Regions from separate parts of the Mus musculus genome. Here region 1 is linked to region 2. The links are chromatin loops, found by intact Hi-C in ENCODE. Cell type or tissue: left cerebral cortex. All regions are shown on one strand. Each heading gives the region's core, and the rest is flanking DNA. Links, peaks and the distances in the headings are about the cores only. Region 1 overlaps 9830132P13Rik (RIKEN cDNA 9830132P13 gene). Region 2 overlaps Alpk1 (alpha-kinase 1).

The links. A loop is a pair of places that touch in the nucleus more often than their neighbours do. Peaks named below come from ENCODE experiments on the same cell type or tissue, not always from the same donor. Only the 100,000 strongest peaks of a DNase experiment are listed, where the experiment ranks them.
Region 1: a loop joins it to region 2, with 11 times the contacts of the local background. A loop is called at or near these places in 18 of 42 quality-filtered maps.

The regions. Positions count from the first base shown.
Region 1 is chr3:127,945,487-127,962,189 of GRCm38, forward strand. It overlaps 9830132P13Rik (RIKEN cDNA 9830132P13 gene), which reads left to right. Exons shown (of 5, transcript NR_040552.1): 4 at 2,463-2,687; 5 at 6,164-9,734. Among named protein-coding and RNA genes, the nearest start is that of Gm35667, 17 kb to the right of the region's middle. In left cerebral cortex, for the core only: CTCF peaks have their summits at 3,605 (motif pointing left) and 3,806; DNase peaks (open chromatin) are centred at 3,610, 7,661, 8,321 and 9,551; H3K27ac peaks cover 1,041 bases.
Region 2 is chr3:127,754,322-127,771,024 of GRCm38, forward strand. The region is part of intron 1 of Alpk1 (alpha-kinase 1); the gene reads right to left. Among named protein-coding and RNA genes, the nearest start is that of Alpk1, 18 kb to the right of the region's middle. In left cerebral cortex, for the core only: CTCF peaks have their summits at 5,077 (motif pointing left), 8,994 (motif pointing left) and 10,424; DNase peaks (open chromatin) are centred at 5,069 and 8,977.

The DNA of each region.
Region 1 (16,703 bases), core at 2,785-10,784, 190 kb after region 2:
CTAGAGAAAGAGCCCAAGAAGTTGAAGGGGTTTGCAGCCCCATAGGAAGAACAACAATATGAACCAACCAGTACCCCCAGAGCTCCCTGGGACTAAACCACCAACCAAAGAAAATACATATTGGGACTCTTGGCTCCAGCTGTCACACAGGATGGTCTAGTTAGTCATTAATGGGAGGAGAGACCCTTGGTCCTGTGAAGGCTCTAAGCCCAAGTGTAGGGGAATGCCAGGTCCAGGAAGCAGGAGAGGGTGGGTTGGTGAGCAGGGGTAGGAGGTAGGGGGTGGGGTGGGGGATAGGGGATGGGGGACGGGGTTTTCAGAGGGGAAACCAGGAAAGGGGATAACATTTACATTTGAAATGTAAATAAAGAAAATATCTAATAAAAATAGAGGGATAGAGAGAGTGTCTTCCTTCCTGATTGTCACAGAATGCTGAAGTGGAAACAGGTTCGTCCAGCATTGGTAGAATGAGATACCCTTAGTTTTAGACGTTAAAAATGTCAGTGTTCTCAAGGCTGCTTGTTAGGACCACAGCTGGGAAAGGCCAGTTCACAGGGCGAGTGTCTTATCTGGTTATGGGAGCCGGGATCTGGCATGGAGACAATAGAATGAAGTAGGTGGATCTGTAAGGTCTCAACCAGGAAGATTTGCTGATTTCTCCCTTATTTTTATTTGAGTGTTTCTATCTGCACGTTGACCCATTTCCCAGATTCCACAGGCAATAGCTGCTGCCTTCTATTTCACGCTCACTGACACGGAACTGTAACAATTCAAAAACTTCTTTTGTCGGAACCATGCATGCCAGCTTCTTGGCTCCAGGTTGTTCTATGTAGTGTGTGTGTGTGTGTGTGTGTGTGTGTGTGTGTGTGTGTGTGCACTTGGATGTACACAGGCTTCTTCCTTAAGTGTACACTCAAAGCATGAACACAGCTGAGCAGACTTCTTCCTAAAGTGGATTTTCTAGGATGGTAAATAACGTGGCTAATACATAGCATTAAGCTAACTCTGCACTAGGTGGTATGGATGAAGAGCTTGTGTGTGGCTCTTTCATTTAATCCATGTTAGATATTCATAATGTAGGAATCACTGTCATGATCTCTGTTTTATAGATAATGAAACTGAGGGCTAAAGACGTCAGAGTCTTGCCTGATCTGAGCTCAGAGGCTTTGGTCCTGGATCCTGTGTTGGCCTCTCTCGATGAGGACCTATCAAGAGTTGCATTGAAAGGTGTGACAGAGGGAGGAAAGGAAGGCAGGCGTCCATGTGTCTGCCGTGTGACCTGTCCAAGAGAGGCTGATGCTGACACCAGCATCGTGTGGCGTTGCAGAAAAAGCCTTATGCCACCTGCTCTCCATGTGCAAAGAACTCCACCCCACCCCATTCCCCAATCTGGTTATGACAAAGGGCCACCATAAAGGCAGATTAGAGGCATTTCTTCTCAGTCATCTGGGAGTATAAGATGTGTGTGTGTGAGTGTGTGTGTGTGTGTGCGTGCGCGCGTGTGCATGCCTGCGTGCGCATGCGTGCGTGCATGTGTGTGTGACAGCTTCCAAGTTCCTTTTCCCACAGTCCCTTAAGCTTACATAAATGCTCTCAAAAATCATCCCCAAGCAAACAGTGATAGAATAAACAGTGTTTCAGGGCTTCTCTCCTTCACTGAAGGGCTAGCGAAAGAATTCTGGGAAGTCTTCCTCTCTAGAGGGTTCAGTGCCAATGGCCTTTGAGTATAAACAGTACTAAGTTTAGAATTTGTGTATATCTCAACTTAACCTCAGCTCATGGTTATCACAACAAAGAACTCCGATACATGGTTTCTACTCCTTAGAACTCTCCATAGCTTTGAATGTTACATCCTGCCTATCTTCGTGAAGTATATACCAAAAGAGAAGAGGGCTTACAATGAACAAGTTATGCACACGAAGCAGATGCTGTCATTTCTGTTTGTAATGAGAGGCATTTTTGTTTGACTGTAGAGAGGTTTTTTAAAAATTATTTTAATATATGAAATTGTAAGGAAAAAAATTAATAGAAAATATTTCCCATTAAGAGCTTGCAGCCAACGTGTAGGGAACAAACAAGAACTCACCATGGGCACAGACTTAAGTAGCTCTGAACAGAGATGAAGTTCAAAGGCATCCCTTGACCAAGAGAGGCTACCACTCTTGACTCTAAACGTGATCTCTGAGCTTGACTTCCAGCTGCCAGACATCCAGAGTTGTTTTATCCTGCATTGGGGTTCTTAGAATGATCTAAAGTATTTCTCCTTACTTTTTCAGGAACCCCCAAGAATCTCGAGCCTTCTCGATCTTGGGATTAACTTAAAATTGCTGTTTTTGAACCCTTAAAATCCTAGACTCCCAAGCATTGCAGTCACATAATTCATACTTTCTTTCTTTCTTTCTTTCTTTCTTTCTTTCTTTCTTTCTTTCTTTCTTTCTTTCTTTCTTTCTTTCTTTAATCAGAATTGGATCCGAAGAAAGCTGGTGGCAGCTCTCCTCTCCCATCTGTCCTCTCTGAGATGTAAGAATGGGAGCTCTCCTTACCGCAGGCCAGTTCTTCCTTTCTACCTGGCTACACCGGTGCCCTGGCATGCGTCTGCTCTGCTGCCCTCTGCTTTAAGTTTCTGAGTAAAGATTTTCAGAAACAAAGGACTCTGCATCAGCCTTATCCACCAACCAATGAATCAGGTAAGAAGTATTACTTTTCTTACACTTCTCTGATAGAAAGCAAACTTTCCTTTTATCTTAGAGTTAGTATATATTGATGATAAAAATAGGTTGAGCCGAGAGTTTTTATCCACACAAATAATGAACGTTCATTGTGCTTTCCACACGTCCAGCACCTCCTCTTACTGTCCTCTGATCCTGATATCCTTCCTATCTGCAGCATCTGACTTAGAAAGACAACAAGCATCCCTGTAAAACCTCATGTTTGGAAACTAGCAGGTTCGGGCAGAGGCCAGGAGGCCAGAAGTTTTGCAGATCTGAGTGTTTCCTAACTGCCAAGCATGCTAATGTGCATCTGACTTCTTTCTCTGTGAGCTTGACGGTCATGTGACCTACATCTTGCAACACTGCCTGTTCGATTGTACAAGCCGTTGGTAGGGTAAAACTAAACTGTAAAGATTTGAGTAGCATGAGCGTCACACAGTAAGTAAGCTTTTAGACACTGACTGACCTGGTCTCCCACTTTGCCTTTATCACTTTATTTAACCCTAATCACAATTTTATTTAAAAAATATTAATTTATTGAGATAATAATATAATTACATCATTTCCCCTTTTCCTTTCCTTCCCTCTAAACCTTCCCATATATTTCTCTTTGCTCTCTTTCAAGTCCATGGCCTTTTTTTTCCATTAATTTTTAACATGTATATGTGTTCCAAAATGCAAAAATACAACCTGCTCAGTCTATGTTACTTGTATGTATGTTTTTAGGGCTGACCATTTGATCTTAGATAACCAGCTAGTGTGTTCTTCACAGGGGAAGACTATTTATTTACCTGTAGTTTGTTTTGTAGGGTGGAGGTCTGGTGATCCCTGTCGGCTGTTGGAGAGGCCTTAGCATCAATCATTAGGTCCATTTGGGCCATTGCTTTATTATTTTCAAAGCCACAGCACCACCTACTGGCATATTGAAGAACAGTTCTGTATGTTAGATGGAGGAGAGAGAGAGAGAGAGAGAGAGAGAGAGAGAGAGAGAGAGAGAGAGAGAGAGAGAGAGAGAGAGAGAGAGAGAGATACTCCTGATGTCTTGGTACTTCTCTGTCCCCTCAAGCAATGACATCCGCTCTTGTAGACATTCTGACATGTCCTGTTTCCATTCAAACTAAGTGTTTCTCTGTTTATTGCTTAGTTTGTCTTTCTCCTGTTGCTTGAACGGGATATGTGCTCCTTCTTCGCTGATCCAGGCTGCTAAGCCTCTCAGTCTCAGATCTCAGAAGCTACCTCTGCCTGATAGCAGGGAGGACCCTCTCTGTGTACACTGTCCTTATGTCCAGCCACTGCCTTCTGAAGATCTGGCTTCTGATTTTTCAGTCCCTGTAACTTGCCTCTTTCTCCACAGAAGTCTTACTGCATGGACATATTTTTGAGCACGAAGACTCTTTGTCTTGACTTCGTTTTTCTTCCCTGGATGGACCCTTCATGACATCAACTCGGGAAAAAGGATCCTCTGAACTGGCTGAGCCCTCAGTGGGTTCCATAGTGACTGTCTTGCGTAGAACCTATAGGCCCGTGTTAAGTGTCTAGATACGCACCTTTCTCTTAAAACAGTTTGATTTAGCAGGGGTCACGAGGCCCTGAGGGCTGCATTTTAATATGTGCTTTGGGTGTAGGGTACAGACCTCGTACCTGAGAAATCCTAGTCTATGGGGTAAACTGTTCTTCCAAGCACAGACACTACTCTAGGTGGCTGAAGTGGTCCCTAGAGCTCCATCCTCTGCACGATGTACCTGCCTTTCTTCTCTAGGCACCTTCTGTTCTCTTTGATTTTTTTCTCTTCACACCCCTTTAGCTAGAAAATGCCTTCTTATCTTTTAAATCCCAGACCAAATACCACCTTCTCTTTAGGGATCTTTTATTTTATTTTATTTTATTTTATTTTATTTTATTTTATTTTATTTTTTTACTCACATCTTGCTTTCCCCTTTTGTGTACAAGGTTAATCTATGATCTTAAACTCAATTACAGTGCACATTCCAGTGTTTGTTCATATCTTGGGTCTAGCTATCTGTGGCCTTGGAGACATTGGAACTATAAAGCAGTTTCCCCAGCATGGTCAATGACCTTTTTTTTTTTTTTTTTTTTTTTTTTTTGCATCAGAGTCATGTAGAACATATAATGCCTGAATGAGTCCCATCCCAGATCTACTGCATAAGAATCTCTTCCATCCAACTAGCAACCAGGCCCAGGCCTGTTTAGTCTCCGAAGTCAGATGAGATGGAGTCCGGTCTGCGGTTTGATGAAACACTGGAGTCAGAATCTTTGGAGGAGGGGTCAGGGGAGGGAGTGTGCAGCCTGCAGTCGTTAGAGCAAAGAGTTTAGTGAGCCTTCTTCTGTCCATTAGCTCTTCAGAGCCACTGTTGTATCAACTGTAGACATTTGAGATGCCAGCTGAAGGGGGAAAGCCTGCATCAACTGCATTAGTTGACAGGACTTATGCTGGGCCAGTGCATTCAGACCTTTATGCGAAGCAAGGCCAGGGTGTTGGCTTCAGTGTTGGTCGGTGGCTTAATGGCTCTGCCAGTTACTTCCTACTTTGCACAGTCATTTGTTTTCAATTGGGGCCGCAGCCCCAAATGTAAAAGTATATGCTTGAGTGTAGCATCTCCTTTACTTATTAAACCTTTTATTAAACCACAATCTTTTTCTTTGAATTTCTTGGCTATAGACTCTACCGGCCTCCTAAGAGTAAAAGGATGAGTTACAACGTGGTCTTCCGCTTCTTTCTTGTGGATTTTGCTCCTGAACAAGTTGAGGGATCAGCAAAATAGCATAAACACTAGTTCAATGAGTCTTCTTGTTTCGTCTTTGTCTTTTTAACTCAGATGGTCTGGAGTACCTATCGACAAAAGGCACTCCACTCCACTTATCACCTTAAGAAACATTAATGGAAAAGTGTGTTAAGAATTTTCTTATAGTTCTGTAGTCGATAGCAGCATAATTACTGTGTATTCTTCATCCTAGACCAGCTCCATACTGAACTCTACTTCCATTTGACTCTCAACAATGCCAACAGTTTGACTCTGTCAAGGGAGCATAGGTACATATTGGCAGAAGACACAAGATTAGCCAAAATGACGAGAATTGTTTTATAGTCTGTAACAACGATTAAATACCTAGTGTGTGATGCAAGAAACTCATAATGCCCACCCCAGAGAAGCTTGCAAAGTCTATGTGAAAATATAATCACACACAAGCAGGCAACAGAGGGATCTGACTTGCTTTTCTGTTGCTGTGATAAATTACCCAAACAAATGCAGCTTAAAGGGAAAGCTTTGATGTTAGCTCACAGTCTGAAGGCCTAGCCCACCAGGGCAGGGATGTCCAGGCAGCAAGAGCTTGAGGCAGCTGGTTAAGTGGCTTCCACAGTTGGGAAGTAGAGAATGATGGTCACTCGTACTCAGCTTTCTCCTTTTTTTTTTTTCTTTTTTTTCTTCCAGAGCTGAGGACCGAACCCAGGGTCTTGCGCTTGCTAGGCAAGCACTCTACCACTGAGCCAGAACCCAAACCTGGATGTTAGGGTTGCTCTTCTCACCTCAGTGAACTGAACCTACATAGGCTCCACAGGAATGTCCAAAGGCCTGCCTCCTATACGATTCTATATCTTGTCAAACGACAATATTAACTTTCCTAAGGAGTGAGAAGTTTTTTTTCATAAAACTTACTTTGAAGCCATTACAATGTTGGAGGCTGTCTTAGAGTTTTACTGATGTGAAGAGACACCATGACCAAAGCACCTCTTAAAAAGAACATTTAATTGGGGCTCGCTTACAGGTTCAGAGGTTCAGTCCATTATCACCAAGACAGAAGCATGGCAGCATTCGGGCAGGCATGGTGCAGGAGGAGCTGAGAGTTCTACATCTTCATCTGAAGGCTGCTAGCAGAATACTGGCTTCTAGGCAACTAAGATGAGGGTCTTAAAGCCCACACCCACAGTGTCACACGTACTCCAGCCAGGCCACAGCTACTCCTACAGAGCCACACCTCCTAATAATGTCAATCCTAGGCCAAGCATACACAAAGCATCACAGAGGCAAACGTGAATGTCTAGCTTCTCTTCGTCCATTCACCCCTAGACTGTTTCTGACATTCTGAAGTTCAAATCGTCTCTCCTCTAAGTAGTACCCATTACTGCTCAGCTAGAAAAATGGTTTTCTGTTGTTTTGCTGTCCAAACTATGTCACGAATTACCAAATTATTATTATTTTTTCCTAAATCATTGCTAGGAATACGGCTTCAGTTTTATTCCACCATTTATTACAGTGTCAACATGCCCAGAAGTTTCTTCTGAACTGTAGCAGTCTGATAGATGGCTCCACTTCTTCTTGGGCTGAATGAAAAAAAAAGAACATCAGTTATAACATTGGGCAGTCATGAACATGAAAAGGAAATGAGTACGTGAGGAAGGAATTGTTCCTCTCTAATACTATCTACTCTACAGCCATTCTCTGTGATTAGAGGATAAATTGACCAACTCTGGGTAACAGCTATATGTTTTGTGACAAAACTTTTGGGGAGATGTAATGTACATGTATAATCTCCATAGAGTGGAAACTCATGACAGACCAAAGTACAGATATCCCCAAAGCTAATTTGGTGAACCAATGAGTTTTATTGAAGTTACTTACAGGAATGTGAGTGTGGGGCTACTTAGAGGAGCCAAGATGACTCAAAGACATCTGCATCACCAAAGTCCAGCCTAGCATGGGTGACAGCTCACAAGGCTAATAACCTGGAACACGCTTCACAGCTTACAGGCAGCTCATGAGGTTGGAGAGTGTCATCTCCAGATATCTAAATTGGTCTAAATCTTTTCCAGGCACCTCAGATGGTTTCTGCTTCTTCCAGGTAGCTGGTCTGGTCTCAGAGTTTTCTTTGCATCTCAGCTTGTCTGAGAGTCTTATTTGAAACTTGGCTTTGCTACATCTGAGCGAGACTTTCAGCATTTATTGCTTATTCGGGCAGGGAGGGGGGCTTAGTGAATCTGGTCAGTTTTGTGGACTTCCTGAAGCCATTTTGTTTACCTCTCTGGTTAAGGGGCCTCCTGCAGGATGGGATGTTTTAATCTCAGTGGAAACTGTGTACTCCTAAGGATAATGTGAAGTCATGATTCTCAGTAGATAATGGAATGACAAAAATGAATTGTACTAGAACAAAATTCAAAAACACAACGTTACAGATGGAGGAAAGTTGATTCTGACTGCAAAAATCTCAAATTTCCACTGATAGTTTGTGTTTGTTACTAATACAAGGTAAGCCTCAAAATTTTCTAGTATCTACTCAAATGCTTTGACAACATTCAATGAGACAATATTTATTCCTAGAAATCTCTCTGTAAAATTGTAATTTCTGTGAAAATTAACCTTATTATGAGATTTTATCTTACTCCAGTGAGGATGGCTAAAAATAAGACAGCAAAAGGTAACAAGTACTGGTGAGGATGAGGGGAACCAGAAACCCTCATGCACTGTTGGTGAGAATGCAAACAGGTACAACCACGATGGAAATCAGTGTGATAGTTCCTCAGGAAACTAGAAATAGACCAAGAAATATCACCAAGCAATACCACGCTTGGGCACATTCCAAGGACTCTATTTCTTGCTACAGAGACACATGCTCATCCATATTCATAGTTGCTCTATTCACTATAGCTAAAGCATGGAGCCTGCATAGATATCGATTGGATGATACATGGATAATGGGAATGTGGCGTCTCTATGTAATGGAATGTATTTATCTCTAAAAAAATTAAATCATGAAATTTACAGGTGAATGGATGGAGCTAGAGAGCAGTCTATTGAGTGAGGTAACCTAGACTTAGGTAAATGTCACTCATGACTTTTATCTTTAGATTTGTCTGTTTAATTTGGAGTACTTGTAGAATTCAGACAACTAGAAAGGGGCCATGTGTGTGGGTTGAGTGGGAAGAAAGGTCTTAAGTGAGCTGGATAGTATATCATAGATGATATGAAGAGGATGGGTGTGTAAGGGGAGGAGAGGTGGGAGGGTAAGACACAGGGACAGGGAGGAGAGATAACTAACACTAAACATATTTGAAAAATATATATGTAAACCTACTATTGCTTCAGCCTCTTAGATCTATTTGCCTATCTATCTATCTATCTATCTATCTATCTATCTATCTATCTATCATCTATCTACCTTCATATAAAAGAGTTTAACTGGAATTACCCTACACAGGTATCATGCTTCTCCCAAAAGCCATTAGGTTGCCAAATAAAACCCAAGTGCCAGGTGTAGGCTATCTTCTCTTGAGTTGTAGGTAAGGGTTGTCCAGGAGATGGAATTCTGTCCCCTCCCCACCCCCAATGATACAGGGCATTGCTACTGATCCTGTCTGAGCAGCAAAACTTGATGGTAAGACCCTACTACAGATGACACCACACATGATCACGGGACATGTTGTATTGAGTAGGATGGTTCCTTCTAGATAATGTTCATACTTCTAAATGGTGCTATGTAGGTTGCTACGGGAAAACAGTCATCAAACGTCTTACTCAAGTTTGAGTGCCATGAGCTACAATTACGACTGCTGTGGCAAGGTATATTCCCATGGGGGTAATAGTGGCATGTATGTTATGTGGTTAATTATCCCCTTTTTTAGTTGGAATTAAGTCTGGCTCCACAGGAGAAAACACATACCTGATTCTAGCCAAGAACCCATGTTTTTGAAGGAAAGGTGTTTTCCTCAAAGGGAATGCATGGCCAGGTCAGTGACATGGAGAGCACTCGCAGGAGACTCTGAATAGACTAGAAGTCAAAGGAAAAGCCGCAGATGTGAGTCACCAGATTTCAAATACATGTTCCAAAAGCATGCCTTGGAGCAGATGCTCCATCCCTCTGTTAGGATCATGGGGATAATAAGCATTTGGGGAAGGAGGAAACACCCACATAAATGAAGTCATGGGTCCTGAGAAGAAAATATGCTCTTCTGTTAGTTATGTGATTACAGTCCTTTATATATATCAATAAAGTTGGGACCATTCCGTGGAGTGCCGTATTTATTTATTTATTTATTTATTTATTTATTGTTTTTTAGAGTAACTAAGTAGTTGGCCTTACTGTGGAATGTGAAATGTGAATGAGACTATCCACATGGATAAAAACAGGCTGGAGTATGCTTGCAAGGAAAACATTGTTGGTATTTATATACTGAAAACATCCTATACTCTTTGTATACATCATGGAAACACTCTTAATGAACATCGACTTGGAACAGTACGCAGAGAAAAAGTGCACATGAGTAACTTCAAGTTAGGTTGAATTTCCAGGGGTTAAGTTCTTGATCAAGAATGGGAAAGTTTACTGTCAATAGAGATCTTGCTAAGCAAGCATAAATTCAATTCCTAGAACCCATGTAAAATTCGGGGTGTGGTAACAATGGCATGTAATCTCAGCATTGTAGAGGAGAAGACACGCAGATCCCCTTGGGTCCCTATTCATCTAGCATAGCCTATGCTGGGACCTACTGGCCAGTAACAGGTCATGTCTCCAAGAAAAAGAAGATAAATTAGATCAGGGGAATAACATCAGGCTTCCACATGCACATGCTACACGCTAACATACCAGCACACACACAAATGTGTGCACACACATGCACAAAACAAACCATGATGAAATAAATAACACGTGTATGAGGAGGAAAGAAATGAAAGCACAACCCAGAGACAATTATGTTTGCTGCATCTGAGCATCACTTTCAATGGATAGAGGTCCTCGGTCATCTCGATATTCTCCACCCCTAATTGTTAACATGCCATGGTCTCGTGCCATTTCTAGCTCTTCAGTGGGCATCAAGTGTGACCTGCACTGGTTTCAGTAAATAGGTCTAAATTTAGGGCTCAGCTAGGTTTTCCTTAGGGAGAATGAGACATTTAGAAAACCCATAAGTGTGAGCTAAGGCTCAAGATGTGTTTACTGATGAAATGAGCTTGAGTTTTGTGTTTTGTGAAGTTGGAAGAAGTTGTTTTATTCCCCATTGGGAATCCTGCTTCTGCCCCTCATTTTTTTTGTATGTAAAGGGTTGGAATTATAAGATTCTCTTCTAATTTGATTTTGTTGCAACTTCTACTTCCTGTTTTTTTTTTTTCTTTTCTTTCTTTAGGACGTTAGAATCACAAGTGCCTTATGAAATCCTTGACTTTGGGATTTTCCTCACCATGCTAATAGTAGTCCTATTGGGATTTAAAAATCATGAAAACATTTTGACTCTCTGGATTTTACAAGTTTTATATGACTTATATATATTTAGTGTACAGGAATTTTACAAGCTTGGCTAAATGTGCACAATACAGAGCACATCGTTTTAACTATGTTTAGCTCACAGATCACAGTGGTAAGCAGTCATTGATGTGCGGCCATTCAATGCTCCTGGATGCCCTTTCCTCTATGAGCAAAGACTCTTCCCCTCTAACTTCCTCATCTCCTCTCTTTCAGGGTTTGGAAACTATAATTCTGCTTTCTATGTCTGATTTTGACAATTATAGATACTGATCTTACATATGTATTCATATAATATTCTTCCTTTTGTGACTGGCTCAGTTGCTTTGGCATAATGTCTTTAAGGTCTATCTATGAAAGGCCACATAATATTCCATTGTATTCTTATAATATAAAATATTTATCGATATGCATATGTATCATATTTTTAAGATCATTTACCTGATGCTGACTATTTGTGTTTTCAAATTTTCACTATGTAAATTATGCTACCATGGCACAAGTGTATGACTATTTGTCTTCAGTTCTTTTGCTTAATAATGAGATAATTCCAATTTAATGTTTATTTTGTTATTTGTGTGTGTGTGTGTGTGTGTGTGTGTATGTGTGTGTGTGTGTGTGTATGTGTGTGTGTGTGTGTGTGTGTGTGTGCACGAGTGCTTGTGTATGCGCAGGCGTACCACTGAGTACATGTGGAGGACAGAAGACAGCTTGTAGAAGGACTCAGTTCTCTTCCTTCTACCATGTGTGCTGTGGGGATCAAGCTTGGGCTGTCAGGCTTGGCAGAGACAGACCATTTACCCACTGAGTTATCCCACTTCCCATATTTAATTTTTGTAGGAATCATTATAGTTGATGTTTGTTTTAAGCGTCCACTGAAACTGGGTGAACTCTGTCTAGTTTTACTCTTGAATGAGTCTTTTGTGACATGGACTGAGTGCCAAGACAGGTCAACATTAGTACTGTTGTTAGGTTGATTGTGTGTTGGACCCACTAGACTGGGTTTGCTCCAACATGCAGACAGAGCTCATTGAATGGTCACCATAGTCTACCCTCAAAGACACATCCACACAAACATGATAGTCATCAATTGCACACTTTGGCTTCTAGGCTCACTGTGAAAACCTTGAAGCACTCCTATTTTTTATCTCGAGTCTTGTATCTTCTTTTGGTAACTGTTTACAATCTCCTTAAACCTTGAAGCATTTGACACCTTCATATTTTTCTGAAGGTCACCTGCCTTTTTTCTGGCCAGCATTTCGGCTAAGCGTCATTAGGGAACCAAAGTAAGTAGCAGCCCCCTCCCCTCCCACCCATATGACATGTGGTGACTTTTGAGACCTTCAAGAACTCCTTCCACTTTGCTTAGTGGTGTTAGTCACAAAATACAATTAAAAACTTGCTCTAACTATAGCCACATAATCCTCAGCTAAATGTTTTCCTTTGGTTTACAACATCAGTTATCAGTTTAAGACATCTTTACACATGGAAAGGAATCCCTAAGGACATCAGTAGAAACCCACCCTGGAAGCATAGGCGATATTTTTCCTAATGAAGGGCAAGCTGAACTTGCCACTCAGTGTTTATAAAAATGGAGAGATGAAACGAAGGAGAGGGGAATTATTCCTCTTGGTAAAGTCTACTAAAAATTCAGTAAGTAGTGATTTATTTTTTTTTCACCCTTTATTTTAGATAAAGCTGAGGTAGACAGTTGCATGGAAGATACAGGATAGGGTTAGGAGGTGACTGGGGATGACAAGATATAAACGTCTGTGGCAAAAGCCATGGCTGCATCTCCTGGGAAGAAGATAAATGGAGAATCCATGGGAAATTTATTATTAATAGAGAATCACATTCCCTATTGGAAAATTACGTTTAACTGTCATATTTTGTGCTACACGGATCATCTTTTCATCAGAGGAATAAAACGGTGTTAATCAGCGTTCAGTAAGCCACTGGCATAGGCACGATTCTGCTTCATTCTGCTAAAGCAAACTTTCTTTGAGGGATACTAAAGCAGTTAGTTATCCAATATGATGACCACTAAACTCTATAGCACAGTTCAGAGAATGTCAATGGACCAGGCTAATCATTGTTAAGTAGGCAGTCAATTTTGGAAAGCATTCAGAATATCTGTCACAATATAGAGCAGACTTCCCTCTGAAACAGTTTCCTGATTCCCTTAATGGACAGTAATTTGAAAACTAAATGATGTTATGCCAGGAAGAAACCTTCAAGAAGTTCAGGCCCAGTTTTTCCTGCAGAGAGGAGGCTAGTCGGGTCAGAGCGATGGTGGGAATAAGAGTTGGCCTCTCGAATCCTAAGCCAGTTCCTTTCTCCTCTCCTTCCTGGTTACTTTTTTGCATCATTTTATCGGGAAGAAAAATTAAAGTTACATTTTTTTTCCCGAAACACTCATCTCTTCCTTTTCCCCCCTTGAATGCATCTTACTGTGTTCTATTGCTGTAACAAAATGCCTTAGGATGAACATTTTATATGATTTGAAGTTTATCCCTCACAGCTAAGGAAAGTCCAAGGTGAAGACATGATTAGTCTGGTCTTTAATGGAAGCTCTGTAAGTGGCACCTTGTTGTGTTGTTGTATGGTGTGAGGGTAAGGCAGCTGCCCTCAGTCTCTCCCACAGAGGTGCTAATCCTATTCAGGAGGACGGTGCCTCCATGATTTAATTACCTCCTTAACGCCCCATCTGCTAATACTGTCACACTGGAGATTAACATCCAACAGACTCGATTTAGGAGGAGCCGACTTTCAGACTACCGTGGAGAGAAGGAGTTACGATACTGTTTTGAAAGAAAGATTTAAGGTTACAATCAGCGAACAAGTGCATTAAAAATATTTACAACTATTTATTGAACACCAAATACATCCCAGGATCTGTGTAATACATTGAGGGTAGAATGCTGGTCAATAGCATCAGGGCATCTGCTTTCCTGAAGCCTTAAGAATAAGAGGGAGAAACCACTAGTGAGTGAGCCAGGCTGTGAATAATTACTGTGAATAATTACAGCTTGGATTAGTTCTGTGAAGGAAGGGAATTAGAGGAACTTGATCGGGATTGTGCAAGGAAATGATCTCTGGCCCACGACGACGCACAGAAAGAGTTGGATTTAATTAGCTGGAAAGAGGTGTGATGCAGGGGACGTTGCAGAAAGAAGACATGACCTCTTAAGCTCTCGAATTAAGAAGTCTGCTGTGGTGCTGTTTGAAACAGTTTGTGCAAGTTGGGTATTGCTTGTGGTCTGAGAGGAAGGACCTAGCTAAGAGGGTTTGGGGAGTGGAGGGTGGGATGCAACATATGGGAGAGATGGAGAAATGGGCCCCCACCCTTGGGGATCATTGGTCGATATCTACCCAAGTGTGTGTGTGTGTGTGTGTGTGTGTGTGTGTGTGTGTGTGTGTGTGTGTGTGTGTGTATGGGGGTACTGGAAGCCCTGTGAGTACACATGGTGAGGAAAATACCAGGACCAGTGGCAGAGAGGCAGATCAGCTGTCCATGGGGTGATTCAAGGCTTATATAATTCTGGGAACTGGGGTAGGAACAAGCAGGATGGGCAAAGCTTAGGGTACCAAAATGTTCTATTAGCATGGGGAGGCATTCCAGGAATTTCAGATGCTAACTGAATGCATTCTTATCAGGAGAAAGGAAGTTGAACCTGTAATCTTATTCAAAGCTACATGGTATTCTGCAGATGGGGAGTGGTAGTTGAACTCTCCAGACAAGTTCAGAGAAGGCAAAGCCCTGCCAATGAAGGGAGTCTTCCATATTCCACAGAACAATGGTAGACTTCGACCCTAATTAGCAGGGCAACAAGGTCTATTAAGTTTCTGTGAAATTGAACACAACCTTTAGGCAGTTCAACATGTTAAAACAGACATGACACATGAATCAAAGGTCATGAGTTCAACTTGGCCAGGGAAGAACTTGACACCATGGTTTAGGAGGAGTCACCATGGAGAGTTCAAGTTTGAAGTTGGAGGAGCAGAAGTGAGGTAGTGGATAGGAACTCGTGGCCAGAGAGCTCTAATTTTTGGGTCAACTGTTAGAATTTTAGACAAGGTTCATTGTGATCAGCTGTTAGGGTCTAAAGTGAAGTTCAAAGGGAGGCTATGGAAGGAGTTATTTAATTTATTAACTCTGTCAGAATTGAGAAGTTCATTGCTATTGAAGTATATTGATGCTCCTGACATTTTTGGAGGTAAGATTTTCCCCCCTTCAAAGATAAAAACATAAATCCAGAGAGTCAATGCTATATAACTATTGGGCTGGCCATATTTACATAAAACATGTCTTCAAAGTGGAAGATGGTGTACATTTCCATTTGCTTTCATTACATTTCAATATTTTGCTATGAAAGCTGTCACACAAAAGGCATCTGTGAATTGTATAATGCATTCACACGTTAGAATTAAGACCATTAACATTATAGAAAGGAATAGTGTTATAATAAATATGTCATGAAATGTTTGTGCAGTGAGTGGGTTATGTGATATAAAACTAATTTAAAGTTGTTTTTCTAGAATCCTTTTTTTTGTTTTTGCTTTTGCAATAGCCTGAGGCAGCATGCATTGCAACATGAAATATGCTTAATAAACCATAATGGTAGCAACATTGACACCAGAAGGGCTTTAAGTTTCTGCTGGCTCTTTTTATGTCAACTTGACACAAGCTAGAGGTATCCTCAAGTGAAGAAGTATACCCAACAGATTGGGCTGTGGGTAAGCTGGCGATGCATTCTCTTCATTGAGGAGCAGTGAGGGTGGGCTCACCTTTCTATTGGTACTTCCAGACCTGGGCAGGTGGCCCTGGGCCTGATCAGAAAGCAAGCTGAGCAAGCCAGGAAGAACAAGGCAGTAGGCCACACACCTTCGTGGCTTCTGCTGCACTCTTGTCTCCGGTTTCCTCTCCTGACTTTCCTAATGGTGGACTGTGATGGGGACATGTAAGATGAAATAAATCATTTCTTCCCACCGTTGCTTTTTGTCATGGTGTTTTGTTACAGCAGTAGAGACTCTAAGACGGTGTTAAAGTAGTACAACCATAAGTCAGAAATATACCCAAGTATGCTTAATATAAACATATTAAAATATTATAGAGAGAAGCGACAAAGCTGAGTGTGGGCGGGCTGATGGGATATTTGCAATGTAACATCAGCAGATGGAATGAAGGAAGAGATGCAGCCATGGAGACTCCTTGTCAGCGGCAGTGAGGAACAAACATGGAGCTCTTTCTTAAGCCATGCCCTGAGCATCTTCATATTGTTTCCCGATGATGGCCAGAAAACGTTGGCCTATAATTTTCATAGTGTTCCACGATACCGTGTTTATCCTTCATTCTTCTTCTCATGTCAAAAATCATCAAAATGTGTTTGTTAGTTCTGACACATCCAGATCAAAGCAAAGTGCCGTAATATCAACCAAGCCAGTAGTGGAGAAGTCCATGCTTTTAAAAAAGTTATTTATCTTCCTGATTTTTAAAATAATCTACTTTCTTTGAAAAGTTTGAATTTCTAAGTGATGTATGGTGTTCTATAATCCCAGCAGTTATGAGTCTGAGATAATTGGATTACCGTGTGTCAGAAGCTAGCCTGAGCTACATAGTGAGATTCAGGGGTCCAGAATAAAACCTTGTTTGTACTTGTTAGATTTTCTTCTCTTTCCTTTTCTTTTTCTTTTCCCTTCCCATTTTTCCTCCCTCCCTCTCTCCCTCCTTCCCTCCCT
Region 2 (16,703 bases), core at 4,434-12,433:
GGAATTGAGAGGCTATCAAAGAGGTAGCCTGGAGCCTGGAGGCTGCGGGAGGTAACTCGGACAGGGCTGTGCAGCGGCAGAGTCAGGACAGTCATCAGAGTGGTTTGACCGACAAGGATCTTCTACTTCACCTTAAACAGAAGGGCAGCCACTGCGGTCTACTCGAGCCAAAAGTCCCCACGTGGCAGACAGAAGTGTAACTTGTGTGGACACAGTGAAGATCCAGAACTTCTTATTTTCTTCCAGAGCCGATGCGTTTGACACACTGGGCAGCCCTGAGGAAGTAGCTTGGGGAGTTATGAGGTGATTTTCAGGGGGTGGATGTAAAGCAGAAAAAAACCAAAACAGTGAGATATGTTAGCTACTATTGGAATCTTTTCTACACAACCCACCCAGACTAAAGACATGAGGTAGAGCTGGGGCTGTAGCTCATGAGGTACTCGCCTGGTGTGTTCAAGCCCAGAACTTTCTTTTAAGAGGATTGGTCAGTAAGTGGAGGTGGGGGACGAATACACCTCAAAGTGGTCATTCCAGATCCAGGCTGTGTTTATTTTCCAAGTCCAGATGTGGAATTATAGGTGGCCTGTCTAGTTGAAGCCTCTGCATCGGCCCCCGGCCAGTATTGTACATCATTTAGCTAGCACATGACGACCTGGGCATCTTGCTTTTCTTCCACCCGACATTTCTGCCATAGTGTCACTGGGGAAAATAAATCAACGAGCATGCTAGCAGGGAGGGCGTCAAGTCCAGACTATGCATTGATAAAGGATGTGTCAGGATCAGAGAGGAGCCCCACAAATGACCAGAGATTTACAAATCCACCTGTTATATGAGCTTTGTGCAGGATAGTTCACCTGCAGTTTGGGGGAAATAGGTATATAGATTTGGTGAGTTCCCACCAAAATGATATTGCAAGGCTGGTGCTTCACAGCTCCTGCTACATGTTTAATAAACCATGAGCTTTGTACACTCGAGGAAGACCCCCAAACAAAGATAGTTCAGTTTAAAGGATAAACCAATTAGATACTGTGAGGAAGGAAATAGAGCGTACACATGTTCGTGGTGAGCCTGGACATATATGGAGCTAACGAAGTTCTGATGTAAAGTAACCCAGTACAGCCCTAAGAGTTGAGAGTAAACCCTTATTTCCTTGAAAAACAACTGCTTCCCTTGAGAAAAATCCATTCATGTCTGTTACTGGGTCCTGATAGGTCCTGGTCTCGGGCAGTGAACTGCTGTGCATGGGAGCTGAGAGGCCCTTCTGAATAGGATGATCTGTGAGACTAGTAGCTCTACACCATCACACTAAGTGACATATACAAACCCAGACTTTAGTAGGCACACAGTTGTTTCTTAGATATTGGTTTAAATTCCCACGGCACCCAATCTCGTAATGACACCGCTTCTGCCCACCTATACAGCCTACTGGAGATGGCTTTCTGATCAGAGAAAATCTCAGACTGATTTTTTCTGGTGATTATACATAAAATACTTTCCATAGGTAAACTGATACTGCACAAAGGCTTTTCCTAATACAGTCAGTGAATGGTGAGTAAGGCTACATTCCCAGTGATGGGAATATCCACCCATGAATCAATCCAATTGTATGTTTTGCCCCAAAGGAAAACTACCCACAGTGCTGATCCAAACACACAAACCCCTAAGTTTTGGTGATAGGATAAAGAAGCTGGAGGGAAGAAGACTGAAAGACTGGCAGCAAGAAGGGCTGGGGGAGGCGTTTATACCTCCCCCAGGTATAAGGGTATAGGACCCTTCTCTTCCTTGGCAAGAAGACTACATTTAATAGAGTTCCCACCGGGGGTGGAGGAAGTGTAATGGATTTTCAACTAAGGGCCTCCATGTTGGTTAGCCCAACATTCTACCACCGAGTGAAAGTCCCGCTTTACACCTTGCAATCCAATAAATTATAAATCCAGCCTCACGCTCAGTCGTGAAATCACGAACTATTGCCAGTGTTCACACTTTCTTGCTCGTGCAGTGGTATGTAGTTCTCTACATGAGTTACACACATACACACACACACACACACACACACACACACACACACACACACACATACACATATACACACTGATGTCTGCTGCTTCACATGGGCTATACTGATGCTCATTAACTCTATAGTGTAGTCCAGAGTGGCACATATGTAGTGTTCATGGGACTGCTTATTTCTCTTCTTTACGTATCTGATAAGTAAATTCTTGCTAGAGATAACTTCTGAGAGGGTGTGTGCATCTCAGACAAACAGGCACACTTCCTTGGCAAGCTGCTGAGAGCCATGTGCTCTAGCAATGCTTCCCTTTTAACCTGCTTGTCAGAGAGCTCGGCACTTCTCCTCATTCCTGTTGTGTGGTTCCGTTCACCTCCCCTCCCAGGGTATTGGCTCCGTCCTAAATAGCTTACTGTCCTCTTGTGTGTATGCGTGTATGATGTTCACGCATGTGTATGGGAATACAGATGTGTGAGTGCTGGTTTCTCTCCATCTTATTCAGCCAAACAGGGCCTCTCAGTTGAACTCAGAGCTCACTTATTCTGCTAGTCCAGCTAGTAAGCTTGCTCTGCCTCGTCTCTATCTTCTGAGAGCTGGATTTATGGGTGGGCAGCTGTGCCCACCATTGCTATTTATGTGGGGCCTATTTATGAGAATCTCAATTCAGGTCTTCACACGTGGGCAGCAAACACTTTAAATATGGAGCCATCTCCCCAGCCCCTACCACCCAAGCTTCCCCATTAGTCTCTCCTGCACTTATTGGAGTACATTTTAATAGTGCATACCATGCTAATTCCTTTATAGCAGTACCTATGTAACTACTATGTAAGCAAATAAGCCTTGCCTTTAGCGAGACCGTCCATCGCTTACTTAGCGGCTCTGCTGCACAATATAGCTTGTCTTTATTGAATGCTTGCCATAGGTAGACACTGCAGTCCTGCATGCATGTGTGTGTCCTTGTGTCCTTGGCTGTTATATTCATGCCAGATACCCCAATGTCTACTCTAGGGCCACTACTTGAGGGTGACATGGGTCTTACTTCTATTTGGGTTGTCAGTAAGAGTCCGATTCTTAAAATTCCTCTTCAAACCACGTCCCTTTCCTGTCTGTCTTTCACTGATGGCATTTTAAAATCCAACCTTTTAAAAGAAGATATCTATTTTGTTTGAATCTGTGAATGTATGTATACGTGTGTCAGGGTACATGCACAGGGGTGTAGGTGCCTGTGGAAGCCAGAGACATCAGAGCTCCTGGTGCGAGTTACAGGTTGTTGTGTGCTGTCTTAAGTGGGTGCTGGGAGTGGATGTTGGCTCATTTGTAAGATCGGTGCACACTCTTAACTGCTGAGCTCCAGTCCCCCAAATCCACTCTGACATAGCATCATTTCCAAGTTTTCCTGGTAGTTTCTAGGTTTGCCATATCGTAGGTGAACTGTACCCTCATGACTTAAAAGCTGTCTGCAAACAAAAACTACCCATGCTGAGAGCTAAGAGTTCTACTCTGAAGATATGAAACTCACGAATTTATGAAAGGACAATGCAAAAAGCAAGCAAACATGAAGGTGGCAGGCAGCATGCTGGGAAATAGTTGCCAAGTGCTCACTTCTATCTCAGCTTCTTGAGCATGTGATGGGTAAAAATAAATAAATTAGATTAAGCACACCCTACTTATCTTATTTTTTCTATTTCTGCAGAATTATATTGTCTAATATTAGGTATATTGGGTATATTCATAGCAGTTGGCTTGTATTTCCCCTTCTAAATGTATCTTCACCTTACTCCCTCTCTTATCATATTCAAGCATGAGGCTTTATTCTTCCACCCACAGAGCATTTTCCAGGGTGCATGTCAGACAGAAGCAAAGAGGAGACAGATAACTAAGGCTCTGTTGTGTGGACTCCAGAAGCACACATTGGTGGGGAGCCTAGTGTGTGTGTGTTGGGGGTGGGGGGGGGCTGATAACTACAGCTCAGTGATAAATGGCCGGGCAGACGGACCATGGAAGCCCAGAGATGTCCCTTCACCTGACCCACAAGCCAAGAGGCTCTTTGGAAATAGTGACCCTGATTCGTAATGCAGCAAAAGGTCACCCATCTATCATGTTGGGGGAGTTGCAGGCCTTTCCTAGCTGAAAGGACCAACAAAACATCTCAGGCCACTGCACGGACACGCACACTTTGGAAAGTTGTGCCGGCTCCCCCCGCCCTCAACTCACCGCTATTTCTTTGTGGCCTGGGGTGGTAAAAATTCTACCTTACTCCAAGGTAGAATTTTTAAGTGAGGAAAAAAAATGTTTCTCAAGTAGAGCAAATAGATTGTTTGAGTGTTAAAGAGATAGATCCCTTAGGAGTGCTGAATGCCTGGTGTGTCACTGGGGAAATCTGTCAGCCAGCAAAAAAAAATTGATGTCAATAAAGGATGAGAATTGGTCTCTAAAGGGTTACCTCAGGGAGTTGGAAGAACAAACACTCACCAGCAGCCCCAAGCAAGCGCCCCGGCGTACATAATTATTTATCTAGCTAAAAGGTGCGGACACTGGGAACACAGCTTGGATTTGGGTTGTCCAGTGCTGGTGTGTTCATATATGGGAGAGGCTGCTGCTGAAGCTGCTTCTGGTCTCTGCTTGGCAGACCTTTCTGTAGCCTCAGACACTACAGCCAGTGTGGACTCTCAGCCAGATCCTTTCTCCTAGCTCTCAACAGTGTGTGTCACTTAGCAAAATCACTTCCCTGGACAGATGAATGGTCCCTTCAGAGAAGGTTCCCTCATGCTCTAAGGAGTCCTTTTGTTGTGGAACCACAATCCCACAATCAACCATTACTAATGTACCAGTTTTAGTTAGTACCTTTCCTCCTTTCTTTCTCTCTCTCTTCCTCTCTCTCTCTCTTCCTCTCTCTCTCTCTCTCTCTCTCTCTCTCTCTCTCTCCCCCTCCCTCCTTCTCTTTCTTTTCCTTTCTTTTTTCTCTTTCTTTTCTTCCTTTTTGCAAACCCCAAACCCCAGCTTTCTCCTCCGGGAGGTTGGCATTGCTCAGCATTTCCATTATCCAAGTTCGCCATCTACAGGTCATGCGGCTTACAAATTGCTATTAAGGTCTACAGAAGATGGAACCTCAGAGTTTGCTTGTGGTTTCTTACATGGAAAGTTTATCCTTTCTTCGTTACTTATCTACCCACGACTGAAGACTGTTGGTTGGCGTTGTAACCACTGTCTTGTTAGACGTGTATTGTTCCCCCTGTTTTATTCCTTACTGTTTAGGGAGCTACATCAGAATGGCAGTCGTGAGGATGCTGAACCGTAAGATTCAGGGCTGCACTTCTCAAGTCCATTTGCCTTTCTTTTGACCAACAGAAAAATCTTCTCCATCATGAATATTGGCATCACAAAAGCATCAACAACTTACACTATACTCCCTGCTCCCCCAGTACTGACCACTCAGCTTTTAACACTGGACTAAGAAATTTCAGGCATTTGTTGATTGGGCACTGTAAGGTAAATCTATGTGTTATTGTTATTCTCAATTACGAGAGGTCTGGTAGCTTGACCACAGTTCAAGGCTGTAGAGTTGGTTTCAGAACCTACATGCTAGAACCCTCCTAATTGTCTTCAAGTATTTTATCGTTATTTTTTCCAAACTTATGGTGATGTCAACAGCTCTTTAAACCAAAAAATCTCACCTCTTTTTCAAGTTTACCTGTGACCTCCAGGGCGGGGGAGTTGCCCTCCCTTTTGATGAACCAAAAAAAAAAAAAAAAAAGATTTCTTGCCCCATCTGCTACACAAGAACTGAGCAGGGAGGTAGAACGTGCAAAGTCCCCTGCATTACCAAGCCCTGCTCACCAGCCAGAAGCCTAGTGTGAGCCTGGAGCCTAGTGTGAGCCTGCCTGGCTCTTCTTTCCAGAGCTCAGGGTGACAAACACCTCCTGACTAGGACTGATCCTTCCTGTAGGAACTAAACAAAGCCATATTCGATTAACAGTGCCTGGATCTATGTGCACAGATGCCCTCTGTCTGCAAAAGACCCCTCACATTAGGATTTGGGTTACAGTTTCTTCAGGGGTTAGCTTTAACCATGGGCCATTAGCTTTTACTTTAGGCCATAATCCCTTTATTATGCATGTATATACATACATATACATAAATTTACATGTACACACACTCATATATATGTGTGTATGCATATATATGTGTGTGTATATATGTATGTATATATATGTATGTGTGTATGTGTATATATGTATATATATATATATATATATATATATATATATATATATATAGTGTTTTAAGTTATACTTTGTATCAAAAGGATAAGAGTCACAAAGGGAAAACAGAGGCATGCCCACTTCTGTAACTCAGTGATTTTGAGACAGCTCACTAAGATTTTTGGTATCCAAGAGTGTAACTGGAAACTAGGCGATTGTAGGATGAGGCTCTCAAGTTCTTAGGTTTAATTTGGTTGTGGGAACTGAATACACCCAATTAGTTTTGACATAAGTGGGTTTACTGGACAGACACAAGCGTGTCTCTTAGCCATATGGCCAGGAAACTATCTTTGTGGAGGACTAAACCCAGGAATTGGAAGCTGTTAGAGAAGCTGTCTGCATCTGTCTTTCTTGCTTCACAGTACCTCCTATGTGCCAGGAGCCATGTTAATTGGCTATGGGTGCAGAAGGTAGGCTCTGGGGTACCTCTCTCTAAAAGCACTTCTGACCAGATCTGTTTGCATGATTCACGCCCTGACTCAACAGAGACTCAGTCACATCATCCACAGCTCAGACATAAAGACTTAGCAAATCCATGGGTTCAACAACTTCTGGAGTTAGTTCTCCATCCCTACTCAATCAGAAACAGTAACCCAAGGCATGGAGCAATCTCAGTAGCCAGGAGGAGCACAGCAGACATGAAAGTGGGATGATGAGATAGGAAATGATTGATCATTGATCAGTCTGGAAGGGCCCATCTCACTGTGGGTAAGGTCACCTCTGGGCGGGTTTTCCTGGGTACTGTAAGAATGTGAACTGAGCAAGCCATGGGGAGCAAGCTGACAATCAATGTTCCTCCATGGTCTTCACTTCAGTTCCTGCCTCCAGGTTCCCACCTTGATTTCCCTTTATGATGATGATGGACTGTGACACTGATGTGTAAGCCAAATAAATCCTTTTCTTCCCTAGTTGCTTTTGATCCTCGTGTCACTGTTTGGGTAGAAACCAAACTAGGATAGGGATAAAACAAAAATGTCAACTTTATGATATAAGGTAGTTTTTAAAACTTTCTGTATCTCCCACTTTGCAATCTGCCTAATATACACATTATATTTGGATATACATCCAAGTGTGTGTGTGTGTGTGTGTGTGTGTGTGTGTGTGTGAGAGAGAGAGAGAGAGAGAGAGAGAGAGAGAGAGAGAGTCTGAGACAGGGTTTCTCTTGAATGTCCTGGACCTAGCTCTATAGATCAGGCTGGCCTTGAACTCACAAAGATCCTCCTGCCTCTGCCTCTCTAGCACCAGGATTAAAGGCATGCACCACCACCACCAAGCAAGAACACCAGCTCTTAAAAATTAAAGTCTATGGCAACTGTCTTCCACTAATGTAAACGAATAAAATTTTTCTGGTCATTTGCTATGCACTAGAGTCCAGTGTGGCTATAAGGCTGACAAAGACATTAGAACTTTCAAACTTGGGCTTCCCAGATGGTTGAATGTGTGTTTTTGAGGAAGGAGAGATTTCCTAACACGAGGCTCTGTTCTGAAGACCAGCAGAGGCTATCTATACACAGAAGAGCAGGAAGATGCCAGTTAGTGATGAGTGCCAAGCTGGCCCTGAGGAGCAGGTGACAGTGCAGAGGTGCACACCAGGCGCGGGAGTCTGGATGGTGTTGCAGTGAGGGCAGAGGAGCATGATTCTATGGACCATGTCAGCTGTCTCAGGTCCAGGCTTGGGCCCATGGAAGTTCCCATGGCAGAATATAGATTGCTGAAGTGTTTCATAGAAGACAGGAAATGGGAAGTAAACTCATGAGAGATTCAAACTAGAGATATTTGGGAATCATCCACGTGGGGAAGACTCCTTAGTCTTTGGTACAGGCAAAGATAACCTGCCGAGGATGTAGCTCAGATGCTGAGCACGTGAATAACAGATTCAATCCTTGGTATTGGGCAGGGGGCGGGGGGAGATAAACTATGAAAGGGATCCAGAATCAGCCAGAGCCAACTGGGCACTGTCTCCAACCTGACCCCAGTTGCTCAGTCAACCCAGGTCCAGGAAGTGACGTGACAGATATGGGCAGAACAAGTCCAAGGAACTGTAAAAACACAAGCAACTCACGTGGCCAACAAAATGTAGGCAGACTCAGCAGACTGACAATTAAGGAGGGTGAAGACGATGCCCGTAAAGACAGGGAACACAAGACCTTAGGGCCGGGGGAGGGGGGTGGTGGAATCAGGGCTTTGAGTGGCCTAAGAAAAGGTTTTCCAGCTACGGTTATGTTAGTGACACCTGACTTGAATCATGAAGACAGTCACAGGGAGGTGGGGGTGGGAGTTGGGGGGCTTGGGGTGTTTTACAGCTCTGTAAGCTGGCAAAGTTATTGTAGCAATTACTCAATCAATACTTCCTGATTTTCAAAAATTTGCCCCTTATCCATTCTCTCTCTCTCTCTCTCTCTCTCTCTCTCTCTCTCTCTCTCTCATCCTCTCTCTCTCTCTCTCACACACACACACACACAGACAGACAGACAGACAGACAGATAGATAGATATTATCAATATTAACAGAAATCTCCACAAATACTACTTTGTCACACTATGCTATTTCATAATATTTTCTTAAATTTTAGCAAAATGTGTTTCAGGAATTGAAAGCGAGTCCATTCTGAATACGACCTAGGATGTCGGCGGAGCAGGCTGTTTGTGCCCTCCCCATTACCCTTGGTCTTCCTGTTTTAAAGCTGCTTAAATCCATTCCTCCTACAGTACCACTGCCGCCCTCTAGTGGTGGAGCATAACAGCATACACTTGAACTCCATTTCCGTATTAACAAAAACAGGGTGCTGCTCTAAAAAGCAAAGATAGATAGATAGATAGATAGATAGATAGATAGATAGATAGATAGATAGATAGATAGATAGATAGATAGATAGATAGATAGATAGATAAGATAGATAAGATAGATAAGATAGATAGATAGATAGATAGACAAACAAATAAATAAATAAAACCGCTCCTGTGATTTACAAGACAAGTGAGAACCCAGAGGAAATTTTATGAGGCATTAAAATATCCTTGTATATTGTTAACCTGATTAATAATCTTTTGGGGATTCATTTTAGTAACAATGCATTAATCTGTCTACAACTTCGTCTTGGAAAACAACTTACTGATGGATTATCTCAGTAATAGGGCTTCAGTGTGGTGAGGACAAAGGTCATCTCTATGCCATCTATGGAGACAGAATTTGCCACCAAATCTGTGGATACTTAAACTATTTGTGTGTGCATGTGGGGGCTAGGGGTATCTGTTAAACAACTATATTTTAGAATGGCTACGTACGTAAAGAAAACATCAATAAGGCAAAGAGCCTTATATATTTATCAAATGCTCCAGGGAGCTTTCATCTGCTTCAGAACACGCTCCAAGTTTCTGTTCTCTCCCTTCTCTTCTGACAGCTGATGGAGCTGGCTAATGCCACCTCATAAATGTGGTTTGCCTCTTAAGCCTGCTTCATGTCTCCTGTGCCAGGCTCTGTCTATCCCCAGTGTAGACGTTAACTCCCAAACTGCCCTTCCTACCATCTCTCCCAGCTACCAGAGCACATCCTTCATGTGCTGTCAGGTAGCTTGCTGTAAAGATAAAGAAAATGTTACTTTGTTGCTTAAAAGAAGAGTGTGTTGCCTACCAAACGAATTCCAAGCTCCTCAATTCTACTCAGCTGGGTTTAGCATGGCCTATCATTTGTATAGGTTCTGCAATATTGACCTTGACCTTAGTGCCCTGGAAATGTGTCCTTGATACCTGTTTTCTAGTAGTAGTAGCAGTAGTAGGAGGAGTATAAATAAATGGGTTTTAGCATGATAATTCTTAAACTTTTAAAAATTTATTTATTCATTTACATATGAGTGCTCTGTCTTCATGTACACCTGCATGCCAGAAGAGGACATCAGATCCCTTTTATAGATGGTCATGAGCCACCTTGTGGCTGCTGTGAATTGAACTCAGGACCTCTGGAAGGGCAGCCAGTGCTCTTAACCACTGAGCCATCTCACCGGCCCCTAGCATGATATTTCGTACACCTATCATTGTGCCTTGCCCATATTCACCTCACCCCCTTGCCCATTTGCTTTCTATGCTTTGCTTCCAACTCTGTGACAGGATTTGACGCCACCTTCTACCAGAAGTTAATCTACCCTCCTCCCAGGAGACAGCGCCTCCTGCTGATGCAGCAGCAGCCTACAGGTTCTCTTCTGACCTCCGTGTCTAATGTAGTGACCAGCCCTGAAGAAGCTCAGTGCAGGGCTGTGTGTGGATAAATGGGTGAAGTGTCTTCTCTCTGTCTTAATGTAGTGAAACCATCAGCCTTGTCATTGCCTCTAATAGGGGGGAAATCTATGGCCAAACATGACATTTGTGTTCACTTCACAGAATTTATCTCCTAGGTGCATAGAGAAACCCCCGTAGTAAAAAGCTGACAGCAGAAGCCCGAGGGCTAACAGCTGACAACCTTGAACTTGTCTCCTGGCCTTGCCACTAACTGTGTCACTGTCTGAGATGACCTGATTTTCTGCAGTGACCTTTAATTTCATCATATCTACTTACTATGTATTGTTAAATTTAGTCATTTATTTGGCGGTACTAAGGATTGATCCTAAACACCATGATTGCTAGGCAAGTACTGTGCTACTAAAGCTATACTCCCAAGTCTAGTTTTATCGGTGTCTCAATGAGACTAAAACTACTCCCTTGATTTATAAAAAAAAATTACAAATGAGAGAGAAAATTCTTGACATGTTTAGGTGTGCATTCAACTTTAGAATTGCTTGGTATTTATTTCCTCCGAAAGCAAAGAGTCTGTGTAACACATGTTCTCCAGGTATAAAAACCTCAGGAAATATTTGTTGAGTAAGTAAATAAATTCTAGAATTGCTGTGGTTTCTCAAACTTAATATAGGCCTATACGTCAATAAAAGTCTTGGATTCTTTCCTTCTTAGTATAAATTCTGTGTTCTAAAACTGAGATGTCACCAATCTGATTTCCCTTGTGTAGCATCTAAAGTCTACAAAGACCATGTGATTTGAAATAAGATATCTACAAGCCTTTCACTGTTCGTCCATTTGTGTACTGCTCTGTGCTTAATCATTGAAAATATGCTTTTGTGTTGTTCTTTGAATGGCATAAATATGTAGTAAATATAATAGCAAACACAATGTAAGATACTATAAATATTATATGTAAATATATAGTAAACACAAATTCCTTATATAATGAAAGCAGCTATTGTTTTAAAAGTAAATGAAAAGGAGGAAGAATGAACTAAAACATGTATCATGATATATGTGTATAAAAATGATACAGCAAAACACCCCCCTTTGTATGTTAACTTAAATTTAAAACATTAAAAAATTAATTGAAAAAAAAATCCAGCAAAACACTCACCTAGATAGTGAAGTATCCCTGAATGAACAGCTAAAACAATCTTTTTAAATAAGAATAAAATTATAAAATTCATACTTTCTAATTTTAAAACTTGCTATAGAGGTTTGGCCAGATGACTGGGGGGTGAGAGCCCTGGCCGCCCTTTCAGATGTCCTGATTCAGTCCCCAGCACAGGCCCACACGACTGCTCACAACAGTCTGTACTCCAGTTGCAGAGGCTCTGACATCCCTTTCTGGCCTCCTGGGGCACCTGCATGAACTTGGTGCACAGTCAGACATGTGGGCAAAACATTTATATACACTAAATAAATAAATAAATAAATAAATAAATAAATAAATAAATAAAACTTACCACAAAGCTATTGCAATAAAAAAATCACAATATACAAACGTTCAGACCAAGGAGAGGCTTCAGAGAAGACCACCATATCTGTGGTTAAGCGATTTCAGCAAGCATGATGCAAACATTTAGGGAGAAAAGTACAATTCTTTTCTGTAGATAATGTTGGGAAAACCGGATGACCACACGGCAAAAGAATGTAGTTAGGCTTTTACCTTATGCAAAAATTACCTCAAAATGATGCAAAGTAGGAACTAAAATTACAAAACTCTTAGAGAAAAAAAAGAAACATAGGAGTGGAGTTTCATGACCTTGGACTTGGAAATCACTGCATGGATGGGACATCAAAAGATACTATCAGCCTAATGGAGACTTGCAAAATGGGAAAGATGTTTATAAGCCATATCTCTGCTAAGGAGTTAATATCCATAATATATAAAGAGCACCTACTGCTCAATAACACACAAGAAAAATGACCTAATTTTAAAATACTGAGTAAGTCCTTAAACAGACATGGAAGATACACAAATGAACAAGAACACCCAAAAAGGTCCTCATTGCCATTAACCATTACAGAAATACGAACCCAAACCACAATGCAATATCATCTCACATCCATTAAGATATCCACTATGAAGAGAAAAATCACAAGTGTTGGGGAGGAAGTGGAGAAGTCGGAACCCTAGAATTACCACCTGATCTAACAATCCCACTTGTGAATGTGAACTCCCAAAGAATTGAAAGTAGTGTCTCAAAGATGGTTCTGTATAATCATGTTCATACTGATGGTATTTGCAATAGCCAAAAGGTGGCAGCAACGTATGCATCCACAGTTCATCAACAGGTAACCCAAATCTGTACATACATACATACATACATACATACATACATACATACATGCATACATGCATACATACAGTGGGCATGAACAGAAAACACTCATGCTACAGCACGGGGGAAAACATAGATGTCTTGAACTACGAGAAAGAAACAAATCCCAAACGGATGGTGGCTATCTAAGCAGCTCTTTGAGGTTCTTTGAACAGTCAGGATCATTGAGAAGTGGGACAGAAATGGCCTGGGCCTCAGAGGAGGGAAACTAGGTCAGCATAAGTAGGAGTTGAGCTGCAGATATAAGGGACTCTGTGAGATAATGAATATAGTCTTACTTGGTAGCACTGGCTATCCTGGAACTTGCTATGTAGATCAGGCTGGCCTTGAACTCACAAATATCCTCCTGCCTCTGCCTCTTAACTGCTGGGATTCAAGGCATGTGTCACTACACCTACCCTGTAACTACATATTTTAAGTTTGCTGATGACATCTGATTCCCGTGTCCAGCCCAAACCTCTCTCTTGAACGTCATTGGTATATTTTGTTTGGTGTTTATTTTATTTATATATGAGTATTTTGCCTGCATGTGTAGTGTACTTGTATATGTGCCAGAAGGTCCAAGATCCCCTGGAGTGGATGGTTGTGGAGTCACCATGTGGGTTCTGAGAACTGAACTCAGGTCTTCCAGAAGGGGCAGCCAGTGTTCTTAGTCGTGGAGCTGTCTCTCCATCCCCACACATGGCATCCTTAAAATGTCCACATTGTACTTCTGTGGAGGCCTCAGGGTTTCCTGCTCATGGATGTGGCCACTGCTGCTCTAAGGAGTCGATGCAAGCACCTGAAGGGATACACCCTGGACCCTGTGCAAAGAACTCGGCTAGGAATCCTTGCATGTTCTACTGCACCTACTCAGCAAACGTGTCTCAATGAACAGTGAGGTCCACTTAAAATGCTCACAACAAACTTCTCGGTCACAGCCTGATACTTTGTTTCCTGAATGTGCAGTTCCCATCAGAAAGGCTTTTTCTTACCTACAGTTATTGAGGAATAGCTGTGTTAGGACACTGTGGAACTTCTGCCACGTGTTGCATAATAGTTATATTTTCCCCTCTTGTCTTTTACTCTGACTTCCATTTTCATATACTACAGCTACCTGGAAAGAGAAGACACTGAGTGCTCCCAGATTTCTGAGAAGGCTAAGTCATAAAAGTCTTCAAGAGTCATAGGGATTCGTGGCCGTTTTTTAAGCTATGGACTTTTAAAGCCTTGGATACTTGGGCTGGAGAGATGACTCGGGGTGAGGAGCACCTGCTGCTCTTACAGAGGACTCATGTTCAGTTCCCAGCACCCACACTGCAGCTTCTAACCATCCATAACTGCAGCTGCAGGGACCCAAGGTCCTTTTCTGACAGCCTCCAGCCCCAACATGTGTTGCACATATGCCTATGTGTAGATTAATATTTATACATATAAAAATAAAATAAATAAGTCTAAAAAAATCAAAGCACTGTATTCTTATGAGGGCAAAACTATTATCATGGAAAGTTTGACATAAAAAGAAAATAAAAATTAATTATGGCTCCACCAAGAAATAAGCATCACAAATCTTTTACATCCTTATCTTTCAGAATAGCTATAGTTATAGTGAGGTTTTATAAAGTATAACTTTGATGTAATACTCCCTGATTGAGGGTAACCAAGCAGTCTGATTTAAAATGCTCGGGTGTGTGTAGAAATGATGGTTACTGCTTCTCATTTGTGTCCTTGTTAAGGACTTGGATGACTTTGGTGGGTACAAACTTCTATCTTTCTTTCAGATTTTCTTTAAAACTTGTCATCTCTCCTAAGACATACACACAGACACACACAGACACACACACACACACACACACACACACACACACACACACACACACTGCCTGTCCCAGGAACACATCCTTTGCATCCTAATCCAGAGCCCCCATGGTTGCTGGTGGTGGGGAGGATGTGAGTGCCTAAGGCCAGGACCAGCGTTCAAGGGGAAAGAATTTCCATTCTGGGAAATGTGTGGTTTGGAGAGAACGCCAGCTCTCATGAAGCAGATGCAGAGAACTCACAAAGTAGTGGCAAGTGACGGGGCTCGTAGACGGAGTATACAACATGAAGAAGAGGAACTGAGTGGTGTTACAAACCAGTAAGGAGGAAGGGGTGGCAATCCCTTCCAGTTCTTGAGCAAGCACTACTAATAAGAGTGCCTGACTCATAAAATTGAGTTGGTATTGAGCAAGATAAAGTGTGTGCAATTTGTAGTAGAACGTTTGACCCATACGACCTGGTCAACACGTATGTCTCAGTGAACGATGCGTTCTACTTACAACGATCACAGCAACCTTCTCATTCATGGTTTGATATTTTTTATCTTTATTTCTCAGTTGATTGTGGTTCACAATATCCAATGGAAACTTCCAGAAAGAAGAGGCAAACACGGTTTTAAGTGACATGTTCTTGTGAGCAATGCAATGAAATCTGTGCCACTTTGGCCAACTTGGGGACATTGAATCATTCTATTGACCAGTGGGCAGTGACAAAGTAGGAAATCTGGATTCTACTTCTGTCCTCCATGGGTATGTGAATGTGTGTTTACAGACATGCGTGTACACGCATGTGAGTACACACATTTGCACACAAACACACATATGTACACATGTGCACAGTCAAAGCATTAGTTGAATGATAGTGGAAGTTTGATAGCACTGATTATGATTTTTGTAACTTTAACATGTATTAAACCCTTCTGAAAAGTAGGCTAGAACGTAGAGGTGTTATCACACACAATACCAAACAAATAACAGGCAAAGAAGAGGAAGGGTTTTATATATATATATATGAAAGAGTAAAATTGAGTACTGGAGAGATGGCTCAGCAATTAAGAGCACTGACTGCTCTTCCAAAGATCCCGAGTTCGTATCTCAGCAACCATATGGTGGCTCACAACCATCTGTAATGAGATCTGATCTCCTCTTCTGGGATGTCTGAAGACAGCTACAGTGTACTTGCATATAATAAATAAATAACAGTAGTAATAATAATAAAGAAAGAGTAGAATGGAGAGCTACAGTGTATCTTCATAACTGCCGACTCCAGGATCTGATTCAAAAGGTAAGTGGGGATGGGGTGAAGAAATAATCTGGGGCAGAAAAGCTTAAGACCCAAAGGAAATGTTGTCTACACAGACAAGGGAAAAGAGCAGTGGGGGCTTGAGGAAGTGATGTACGCATTGGTAACCTATGTCCCCTATGTCCTTCATGAAGTTGGTACTCAGACCGTCTGCTTGGGCATAACATGATGAATGCTCTCATATTATTGAGTGGAAATACATTGAGAGAGGTGCTCGCAGAAAGCTAGAGTATGAAGTGACCAGTCTCCTCAATAGGCAAAAGCTATTGCCCATATAGCACAAACTGAGAGTGTCGAGGGTTTCTCTCATGGCTGCTGAGAGGCCCTGGCAAGCTACTCCCATGACACAACATCCTCATGCCTGTCTCTCTTGCCCACCAGGGAAGGAGAGGGGATCAAAAACCTGGACACAGAGGAGTTATTAAAATAACCAGCAACTCACATCGAAATAGCCAGCAGGCATGATTCATCGGTACCCACTCCCAGTGTCTCCTGTCTTTATAATTATTGAAGGACATGAGTCAAGAGAGCAAATCTCCTTGATATGATTACCTTGGAAAAATGACAGCCTGCAGTGTCTGAACTTTAAATACAGCCTATGTTAACGGAACAACACAGGACGAAAAATAAACCATGCTAAATTTCTAAATTCTTTTAGTATGAAAGAAACACAATGGTGAACTGACAGGATTTTCTTGCAATTTGACAGATGATGGAT